Regions from separate parts of the Mus musculus genome. Here region 2 is linked to region 1. Evidence: chromatin loops called from intact Hi-C (ENCODE). Cell type or tissue: heart. All regions are shown on one strand. Links, peaks and the distances in the headings refer to the core of each region. The heading gives the core; the rest is flanking DNA.

Region 1 (5,366 bases), core at 109-5,108:
GGTAGAGGAGAAAAGTTCTTACTGTAGGAAAATGGGAGAGCAGAGGCAGAGACATCTAAGAGAGTCCAGAGTCGAACCCTAAGCCATGGGGGAGAGGGAGGGAAGGGAAGGGGAAAGCAAGGGAATGGGGTACAGCAGCCAAAAAGACAAAGGTACAAAAGAGGTGGGTCACCAAAATTGTTCAGTTCTATAGGAAGAGCAGCCCGAGGGATGCTGGGAGAGCCTGACAACCAGGCTCACTTTGATGTGTTGAGACCTCAGCTATTTTTCTGGGTTTGAGACTTAACACCCCTGAATCCCCTGCAGTTCTCTGCGGCCTGTCCAGGGTTCCCTATGGAAGTCCACGCTGACTATGCCTTAGCCACGGTGCTGGGGCTCACGCTCCTCTTCCCCTGCTGCCCTTTCATCTTCCCAAGAGGCCCAGACTAGCAGCTTTCAAGGTCATTTGCAGAACACAGATATTGGAGCTGCTCTCACCAGACACAGGACGAAGGACAGGTCAGCAAGCCCTGCACCCTGCCCGGCTGGGACACCGGGATTCCTCTCAGTAGGTATGTCCTTTCATCCTGAGGATGGAAGGGGCCTTACACAGTTATCTTTTCCTGTTCCTTCCCTAGCATCAAGACACTACGGGTTAAAGCCGGCCCTCCCTCCCCCTTTTTAAAGTCCGCCAGCATACACAGAGAACACATTCTCTGTGTGCTGGGAAAAGCCTACACTCTGCCCTAACTGGTGTTCTTTGGGTCCCATCACAAGGAAGAGACAGAAGATACTTGACCCAGTCGACCTTTCTCTTGTTAGCAAGCCAACTCAGTCGGCATCAGTCACTATTTTTTTCCCAGCCCCTCTTTCTCTCAAGGTCACAATCATATCAGTGTTCCCCAGACGCTTTCTACAATGGGGACATTTATACAAGGGCCTTGCCCTCTGGGACCTTACAAAACAGAGAGCCAGACCTCTTTACTCCCAGGGTTTTACAAAAGGCCCGAGCAGGCACACAATAGTGAAGGGAAAGCCATCTCTCTCTTCCCCCACGTCTCCCTCTGGCTTCAGATCCTCTAGGCCAGGCAAGCTACTTCCCCCCACCCTTGAAAAGCCAAGACCTAGTTCCTGACCAATTTCCTCATTCTGTGACAGACACTGACCAAGCACCTAGCATGCAAGGGTGGTAGGGTGGTGAAGTCAACATGCTAAGAGGCGCTGGTCTTCAAGGAAGCAGACATCCAGAGGCAACTCCTACAGAGTGCCACGGTAAGGAAGGCCAAGGGATCCCCGCCCTGTCCTGGCAGATCCAAACAGTACTCTGAGCTAACATACATACATGTGTAACTGCACATATGTGAGAAAGATGCAGGGACGGGTAGACTACATCAAACCGTGGAGGTCCAGATGACCAGGTCGGGGTGCCTGGAGCCAACCTTCAACGGGACCCGGTGAACTGGGAGGCAGAAGTAAAACCCTACGCCCTCACTTGAGGAGCCTAAACCTTAGGGGTGTTTCTGGAACCAGACTATTTTAATCCTGCCTCTGCCTCTGCCGCTCACCAGCTGCCTGACCTCGGTTTCCTCGTCTGTAAAAACTTTTAGTCGCTAACTATTCTCCGGTGCTGCTGGCGAAGCTTATAAACGCGAGGCGGTCCACACAATGCCAGAGATACAGCACGCCTTACACAAGCGGGGGGCTATTTATTATTAGTCGTGTCCACGCTCCGGATGGCCCGCTCGGCGGCGCCACGTCCCCTTCCGGCTCGAGGACGCTCCCACTCCGCAGGACCCCGGCGCCCTTGACCCCCTAGAGGCCCCAGCCTGCGACGCGCACGCGCAGAACAGGCGCGGCGCCAGCCGGCTGTGGGTCTCGCGCGCTGCAAGCCCCCAAAGGCCTCTGGGGCGAGAGGGCCATGCTCTGCCATCTAAAGACAACAGTTCCTGCACCCGAGGACACACCCGAGCTCCCAACCCTCCCAGCCCGGAGAGCGGGTCGGTTTCCTCACACTCTGGAGCAGGCTCCTCCTCTGCGCCGCCATCTTGGAGGACCCCGCGGCGCGCCAGGCTCTCGGAGTGGCGGGATGAGGGGCTAGAGCGGCTCGGGCTGCCGCGGAGCTTATCCACAGCGCCCCCGGCGGAGCGGAGGAGGCGCAGCAGAGGCGCCTTGAGCAAGCGCGGCTCTTGCCCCCACCCCACCCCCAACCCCATCAGCCTACTTTCTTCGACTTTCTTGTTTCCTGGGGTCTTTATGGGTGTGCTTTCTCCCGGATTTTTTTTTCACCCCGATGGAGATCCTGAGATCCTATTTAAAGCGGCTTAGCGAGGAGGGAGCAAGAGAGAACGAATGATTCAGTTTACAAGAGTAGTGGGTGACTGACTGCCTGATCTTATAATGGAGGCCACCCCAATGCCAAACTAGCTGAAGTTAGATTTGGAGAAGACTGCAATTCCGAGTAGTTGTAAATTCTCAGAAGTTAAATTTATGGACGGTAACATGGGAGTGTAGTGTTAGCTGGCAATGTAATTGCAGGCCACTTGGCGTGACTGGCCAGTGCCCAAAGGAAGAGTCTGTTTGTTCTAGAAGCACGGTGCGGAAGCTCGATTTGGAGAGTCACAACTGTAATCCCAGAGTTTAGGAGACTGAGGCAGGGGGATTATAAATTTGAGTCCTGTAATCCCATCCCTTAAGAAGAGACAGGAGGAGCCGAGCGTGGTGACACACGCCTTTAATCCCAGCACTTGGGAGGCAGAGGCAGGCGGATTTCTGGTCTACAGAGTGAGTTCCAGGACAGCCAGGGCTATACAGAGAAACCCTGTCTTGAAAAAAAAAAACAAAAACAACAACAAGAAGAGACAGGAGGACCAGAAGTTTGATACCAGCATGGACTACTATATGACACCCTGTTTCATTAAATGAATAAATAATCCAGTATCAATTTTTTTAAAAGATTTGTGTATTTATGTATGAGTACACTATAACTGTCTTCACACACCAGATCCCATAGGTCCCATTAGAAACGGTTGTGAGGCACCATGTGGCTGTTGGGATTTGAACTCGGGACTTCTGGAAGAGCAGTCAGTGCTCTTAGCCGATGAGCCATCTCTCCAGCCCCCCAGTATCAAGCATTTTATTAAAGCAACAGGAAATGGCCTAAGACAGTGCTGATGGGCCAGTGTGGTGGCACATGCCTTTAATCCCAGCACTTAGGAGTCAGAGGCAGGCGAATTTCTGAGTTCGGGGCTAGCCTGGTCTACAGAGTGAATTCCAGGACAGCCAGGGCAACACAGAGAAACCCTGTCTCGAGAAAACAACAACAATAAAAAGACAGTGCTGATGGGAAGAAGTGTGTCAAAGATCCCTGCAGATTTTTTTTTGCAGGCTCAGGTAGGTTTATGGAGCAAGAGAAAGGTGTGAGTTCCACGTTAGCATGCTGAGTTTGGTGTGGTTCTGAGATGAGACGTTGTCAAGTCAGTAGGGGGGCTAGAGCTCAGAACACAAGCTGAGCATGCAAAGACATCACAGATGGAGCAGCTGAAGGGGCGGGATGGGGGGAGTGGACAGGGTCCAAGGGAGACGGTGCAAGGACACGAGCAACAGCGGGAGGCCTTTTGGAAAGATTTGATTGGCACATAACTGGATTCTATTTAGAGGCTCTGAGCTGAGGCTCTTCAGGTGGAAGACATATCCCTCATGGGGTGTGTGAGCAGAAGACAGGTTGGGAGGAGACACAGACACCTGAAGAGTAGAGGTTCTACAGAGGAATAGAAGACTGAAAGGGATCACAGGATTGGACGGTTTTTGTTTTCTTTCTTTTTGTTTCGATTTTATTTTGTTTTTTGAGACAGTGTTTCTCTGTGGAGCCCTGGCTGTCTTGGAACTCACTCTGTAGACCAGGCTGGCTTCTAATTGAGAGATCCACCTGCCTCTGCCTATCCAGTGCTGGGATTAAAAGTGTGCACTACTACACTCAGCTTTTCTGTTCGCTAGTTTGTTTTGATCCTGGGTTTTCTTACAGTTTAGCAAATGCTTGCGACATCAAATTGGTTTAAGGTCCCAGCAGAAGGGAATCAGTATGTTGGCAAATGAGGAAACTGAGGTATGCCAGTCTCATGGACCCCATGTGACTAAGTAGGGAGTGGGACTAAGCTTGGGGCTCACTAGCTCCCCTCAACTTTCTCTTCACATCTCTAAAATGGGTCCTCTTTTCCCCCAGGACAAACAGATGTGTCACCCTGGGGTTGTTTTTGATCAGTTCAAGAAGCACTTCTGCTGCAACTGTTGGTCCTGATAATCATCTAAACTGCCTGCGCTGGCTCAGGGCCTTATCACGAGTGTCCAGACGGGCAAGGCAGCCTTCGCTTCCATACATTTTCTGGAACATCCAATGACTGCACCATGACCTCCCTAACCCCAATCGCATACAAAGCAGGAAGACTTGCAGCAAGTCTGGCCCCTGAGAGCTGAGGTGGGTTTGGCAGGAAGGCTTGGCAGCCCCTCAGGTCAGAAGTCTACACCTAGGGCCTCTGTGCTCCTGAACCCGTTGGCCACCCTCAGATTCCAGTCAATCCCTGACCTGATATTTGCTGCTACTGCAGCCAACGCTGCGGGCACCTGTTGCCTTGAGCAGATGATATTGGGACCCTAAAGAACAGTGAGAAAAAAATAAAAATAAAAACTTGCCATCTCCACTCCAATCCTCATCTTCCCCTTGGATTTCCTTTTTTGTTTGTTTGTTTTGTTTTGTTTTGTTTTGTTTTGTTTTGTTTTCGAGACAGGGTTTCTCTGTGTAGCCCTGGCTGTCCTGGAACTCACTTTGTAGACCAGGCTGGCCTCGAACTCAGAAATCTGCCTCCCGAGTGCTGGGATTAAAGGCGTGGGCCACCACGCCCGGCTCACCTTGGATTTCTTCATTTTGTCTAGGACCCCAAGCAGGTATGGTAGCCTTGCTGCCCAGCAAGAGGCAAGTGACACTGGATAGATTATCTTCCCTTTCTATAATCTCTCCATTGCAGGATTCTGCCAGGTGGCTGTGTGGTCTCAGGATTGGCCATTTTATATGTTTATTTATTTTGGCTTTTTGAGACAGGGTTTCTCTGTGCACCCTTGACTATCTTGGAATTCTCTCTGTAGACCAGGCTAGCCTCAAACTCACAGAGATCCACCCACCTCTCCCTGAGATTAAAGGCATGCACCACCACGGCCCAGCTAGTGCTGACCATCTTCATAGAAACATCTATTTTATTACTGGAGGGCTAGCAAACTTGCTTCCAGTACTCTAACCAGCCTCAGGAAGTGGAAACTTAAGGGTTCTTTGGGAAGTCCTTTGAATGGTGTTTTGCTGGGGCAAACGTGTGAAGGAACGTTTAGCTGAAGCAGACACA
Region 2 (5,366 bases), core at 248-5,247, 120 kb before region 1:
CCATCCACAACTGCCTGGTCCCCTGTGAGTCCAGGGAGCTACAGAGAGTGGAGCAGGACTGCTACTAGAGGTCTTGGGGACTCAGGGCCAGCCACCAGGACTCCAGCCTGGCCTCGAGTGTTCTTGCTTGAGGGGTAGGGAGGGCTTAGTTCAAGGTGCATCTGGAGCTGGTTAGGTTCCCTGTTCTTAAAGGACTAGGCGAGAGGTCCAGCGGTCTGCTCTGCAATTCCCCAAACCTGAGCTGGTCTATTTCTGAACATGTCACTGGGTACTGGTTTGAACATGTACCTGCCACCCACCGTGGCCAAGATCTCCAGCCCATCCCATAGACTGCCTGGGTAGGTGCACTTGGGTCTCATTGCAGAGACTTAACTACTTACAGCCTAGCTTCTGTGCGTAACAAGGGTGAGCCCAAAGGCCTGCTGCAGAAGTGGGAGGCTGCTGTATCATCCTACCCACACCCAGGCCCCACCTTGTTCCCTGCCCCCAACACACTCCTCCTAGAGCAGGTCCTCCACCCAGCCTGCCAGCCATTTTACATCCCATCTTTGTTGTACCTGTCTCCCTTAGCAGGGAAGTTTCACAAAAACTAAGCTGCTCATCTTGTGTTCAGTTTGCATCCGATAGTTCCCAGTACAAGGTGAGCAATCACCAGTGGTAGGGAAACTGAAGGCCGTTCTCTGCCAGCTAATAGGCGCCCAGAACTAACAGCTTCAGTCTGGGCTGGCTAAACGGGAGCAAGCAGTACTTCCAGCCTTTTGTCATACCTGACATTGTCAAGGTTTCTACAGCTTCCTCCACTCTTGGCCAGACTACGGGTGGATTCCATAGTTTTAGGAATCCTAGATTAGCAAACCCAATGGACTACATTCATCCCAACAGCTAACATTCAGGTGAGTCTACTGGCATTGGGAAGGCTGAAAGATCCCTCTTAACCCTGCAGGCTTTAACAGTTTCCAGATTTAAGAGGTAAAGATGCAGGTAGCCCAGGACCCTGGAGCTGGAAGCCTAGGTTCCCTTCCCAGCTTCCTGCCTACATTGCTCATTTTCACCTCTGTAGACAGTACCTGCCACTGTTTACTATCACCCCAGCCCTTCCACCAGGTGGAAACAGTCCAGCCATCTGTGTCAGAGGGAATATGAGCTCTATCCCTTAAGCCTGAGAAAAACCTAATCCTCTGTGTGCTCAAGGCGGGTACCTCATCTAGGTACTTACATGGCAGCTATCTGGCACAAAGCCAGTATGAACAGGTGGAATTCAGGCTGTTCCTTTCATTAACCCAGAGCTCCCTCATCTTCACCGTCTCAAACAGCTCAGCTCAGCCCTGGGATATACCCAGGTAGTTATTGTATCTAACCCAGGAACGTCTGCAGTTAAGTCTATTACAAAGAATGACACTGAAAACCCACATAGGTACTTTCACTACAAAATAATTTATTACAGCAAACACAGCAACACAAGACTATGTACAAGCACAAAGCACCTGACTACCCTATTACGGAACTCTCTTCTTCCCCCTTGCCTTACGGACCTCTTCTATCAGGTCTTTCAGATACTGGATCTCCTTGGCCAGAGAATCTGCCTTCTCTTTCAGAGCCTCATTCTTTTTTTCTAGCTCCTTACACTCGCCAGTGAGGGCCTCCTGCTCAGCCCGCTTCTTCTGGCGGTACCTAGTGGCTGCTGTCTTGTTTTGCTCCATCTTTTTCAGCTTCTTATCCAATTTCTCAGTCTTCACTTTAGCTGTCAAACTAACTCCAGGTGGGTCATAAGGTTTGGGCCGAGGAGACCCACGGGAACCACCTGGAGAAGGCAGATTGTCTGGTGGGGCCCTGGAGGTGGAGGGGCTATGCTGGGGAGAGCCCAGGTAGGACTCTGGGCTCATACAGATGCCACTGTCATTGTCAGAGGGAGTGTCTTCCTCCTTTACACATGGAGGGATTAGAGTAATGTAAGCAGCAGAGTCAGGCTTCCTGTCTCCTTCAGAGATATCAACTTCACTGCCTAGCTCTAAACTAAAGGAATGCTCTGGAGTGGAAGACAGAACCCCTGGGGAACAGGGGAAAGGCTGCAAGAATGTAAAGGGGGCAACCTGGTCGACTTTTATTAAACTTTCTGGGAGATGGCCAATTGGGTTCACTGTCTGAGGGGGCTCCTTATTAGTCTCTTGGACTAGAGGGGCAAAAAGATCACATGTGTCATCCAACGTGGTCAAGAGCTCATCTGGCATGGTTTCCAGGTCATCCATTCGAAACAGAGCATCGAAGTCAAACTCTTTCAGATCCATTTTCTCCAACATCCAATCTGTCCCGGAAAAGGCATCCTCTGGGAAAAGAAATTCAGGTGTGAACGGTTCATGTCATATTCGGGAGGCAGAAAGCCATTAGAACACCAGATCCATATGAAAAGGGCACACCAGGACAGCCGTCCTACTCACCCTTGCCGGTGTCTGAGGCACTGGCCAAGCCATCATCCATAGCCGGCCATTCCGAGGAGCCCGCCTTGTCGCTGGAGAACCCATGAGGTTTCAAGTGCTTGGCCACCTCCAGATAGTCATCTAAGAGACCTAGGCTTTCTTCAGCCCCCAAACCCGACTGGTCGAAGGGGGACATCAAGTCCCCCGCCAACACTTCGCTGTTCAGGAAGCTCATCTCGGTCATGTTGTGGGGCTTTGCTGGATTCGAGGAATGTGCTTAACTCGAAGGTATCTTTGTCCGTTACAGCAACACTGCTGCTGGATTTCGTGAAGAGCCTGGATGGGGACCCAAAAGCAAGTCCAGTCATCTTTCTATCTAAGATGCCGGATGGCCAAATCCCAGAAGCGTCTACAGGGAGAGCACGCGGGCCCAAGGCCATTGTGTAAGCCTCCCCGGCCGCCAGCTCGGGTTGCACAAGATGGAGGCTTAGCTTTGCTTCACCGGCCACCCAGAGGAAGCAGCTTGTCCTCGCGTCCTAATACGGCCAAGGCCGCCGCGCCCCGCCCCCGTGACTCACACCCCCGCCCCACCGCCATCTTGGGCATCGCCACGTTCGCAGGATGACACGGGGACCCCGGTGAGCCCGAGATGATTAAGCTAAGACAGGACGAAGGGGCAGCAGTAGCGCTTTAGACACTCCTCCGCCCAGCTCTGCCCGGGAGCGCCGGCGTCGCAGGCAACGCAAACAAGGCCGACGCGTCCGGCCGCTTGTAAAACCGCGTGTGCCGGCCACCGCGCCCGGGCCGCACCCAACCACAGCGAGGCCCCCGCCCTCCGCGGCCGGCCCCATACTCACGCCATGGCTTAGGCCGGTGGGGGTTGCCGCTGCAGAGCCTGGTGCTGCTGCCGCCGCTGCAAAGGCCAACGCTGCCGCAGGCACTGCTGCCTCTAATACGCCATGGTGGCCGCAAGCCCTGCGGGAGGGGAAGAGGAAAGGGACACCCGAGCACACAACTTAAACCGGCAGACAGCAAGCAGAAATGGCGGCGGCACGCCCTAAACCCGCCCTTTATAGCCTCGGCCAGGGACGCAGCACACCGCGTATCCTCCCACTGTGGTCACGTGATCCTACCGCAGCGCCACCAAACCGCCTCTCACTGACGCCCTCGCCCGCCCCAACCCTTCTCCGCTGTGCTCGGGGGGTAACTGTGGCGTTAGAGATCGTCCTAAAGGCCCCATGAGAGAAAAGTGCACTACTTTATAGGTTGACGACCAGCCGCGGTCTGGTTCCGGAGCGCGGAGGGATCGCTCGTTGACGAATTTCCGGTGTCTTACAAGGCGGGGTGGGACACCTAGCCAAAGCTCTGACGGTCAAAGCCGAAGCTGCCAGGTTATCACGCGAGACGCCGTCGGAGCGCGCGTCGAGCTGATTGGCCCAGGCGTGGCGAGTCACCTAAACCTCAAGTTCCTATTGGCTCTGCACCTGGGCGCTCTAGGATCAGGGGTCTGCGTGGAAAGGGAGGAGCCACCAGAGGTTCCGGGCGCCAGACTGTCACACCTGCCATCTCTTGTCAGATGTGATCCATGTGTATTTGCTCTCTCCGGCATCGCTCCGCACCGAGCAAACAGCTTCCAGGCGTGACCTTTGGGCTGGAAGCCATCTTTTCATGTATTTGTTGTTTCCAGAACCGAGTGGGCAGGCTTCAGGCATGTGGAGAGACCCTTCTGAGTTAGCTGGTCCAAACCTTCAGCTTCCTGTCAGTCCTGGGACAGGGACGGCACTTGGAGGCAGGGCGTTCGTGTTGGGGTCTTCTTGGGAGATATTCCGGTTCCTCCAGTTCAGCGATTTCCCCTGAACCGGGGAAACATGCCTAACCTCAGGTCTAACCTCCTATGCCCATCCTCCCATCATAGAGGCCCTCACTGCCGGTTTGTATAGGGTCAGTTCCCTTAAGATCAGGTTTATTCAGTTGGCTCTCAAGCCTTAACTTCCAGGTATCACCTTCCCAAGAAGTCATCCTGATGAGTGAGCCTGCCGCCTAAGTGATCGGGAGCCCCAGGTACTGGTCAAGGCCTCACCATAAAGGATGCTGTTTTGAGAGTGCTGAGAGGCTCTTTCCAACTCCAGCCTGGAAATCTTAAAAAGAGTTTCCACTTCTGTTTAAGTGACTCACACAAATACCACTCAACTGGCACAGTGCCTGCCACTTACTGCTCAGTGATTATTTGCAAGCCTTGTACAACCCAACCCTAGCGCTCGGGTACCATAGTTCAAGGTCGTCCTTGATTATATGATTGATTGCTATTTATTAATTCGAACCTAACTCTCCAGTCCCTATATCCCTAACTCCATCCTCCTTCCTCAGAGGAGCCTTTATTATTGTTTACTGAGACGGAACCAACCATAAAACACGAGGCCTACATAATGAGATGTTTTTATACCCAAAGAAGTCACAAGTGCATGTGCACACATACAGAAGTTACCTAGTCTTTCCATGCAAAAGCAACAAAAGGGTAACTATGTCCTCTCTTTGCTCTGGAAACCAAAACAGCAGCCACACTGCTACATTAAGTGGACATCCCTTACAAGTTTCTGTCCCCTAAGCATAATGTACCCTGCAAACCATGGTTTTTAACCTATGCTGAGTTCCTAACTCTATGATGTATGCCCACCCCTTGCTTTGCTAAACTCCTGAACCTGTGATACATGACTGCCTTTTGCTATACAAAAACGTGCCTCCCCAGAAACCTTCCACGTGGTGTAAGCTTGCACTTCTTTTTCTGGCCTCCTTTCTAACAGCCAATTATCCTAGCAGCTGTTTTCTATCACATGTATCTACCCTGCAGGCAGCCTGGAGTCCCCCCACTCTTCTGTTAGGGTGCTAACAACCAATTATCCCAACAGCTGTTTTCTATCAACCCTAATGCTTTCCCATAAGAGTCTCCAAACA

What was found. A loop is a pair of places that touch in the nucleus more often than their neighbours do. Peaks named below come from ENCODE experiments on the same cell type or tissue, not always from the same donor. Only the 100,000 strongest peaks of a DNase experiment are listed, where the experiment ranks them.
Region 2: a loop joins it to region 1, with 5 times the contacts of the local background. A loop is called at or near these places in 1 of 42 quality-filtered maps.

What each region holds. Positions count from the first base shown.
Region 1 is chr15:80,129,813-80,135,178 of GRCm38, reverse strand. Tab1 (TGF-beta activated kinase 1/MAP3K7 binding protein 1) reads right to left here and starts at 2,033. Exons shown (of 11, transcript NM_025609.3): 1 at 1,991-2,033. The coding sequence starts at 2,023. Gm31253 (a long non-coding RNA gene) reads left to right here. Exons shown (of 3, transcript XR_384256.4): 1 at 1-551; 2 at 4,199-4,450. In heart, for the core only: CTCF peaks have their summits at 1,862 and 2,087; DNase peaks (open chromatin) are centred at 518, 1,108, 1,938 and 1,998; H3K4me3 peaks cover 2,393 bases; H3K27ac peaks cover 2,448 bases.
Region 2 is chr15:80,253,591-80,258,956 of GRCm38, reverse strand. It overlaps Atf4 (activating transcription factor 4), which reads right to left and starts at 3,773. Exons shown (of 3, transcript NM_009716.3): 1 at 3,272-3,773; 2 at 2,436-2,750; 3 at 1,412-2,323. The coding sequence starts at 2,658. The coding sequence ends at 1,497. In heart, for the core only: a CTCF peak has its summit at 2,891; DNase peaks (open chromatin) are centred at 1,816, 2,516, 2,966, 3,826 and 3 weaker places; H3K4me3 peaks cover 4,431 bases; H3K27ac peaks cover 4,540 bases.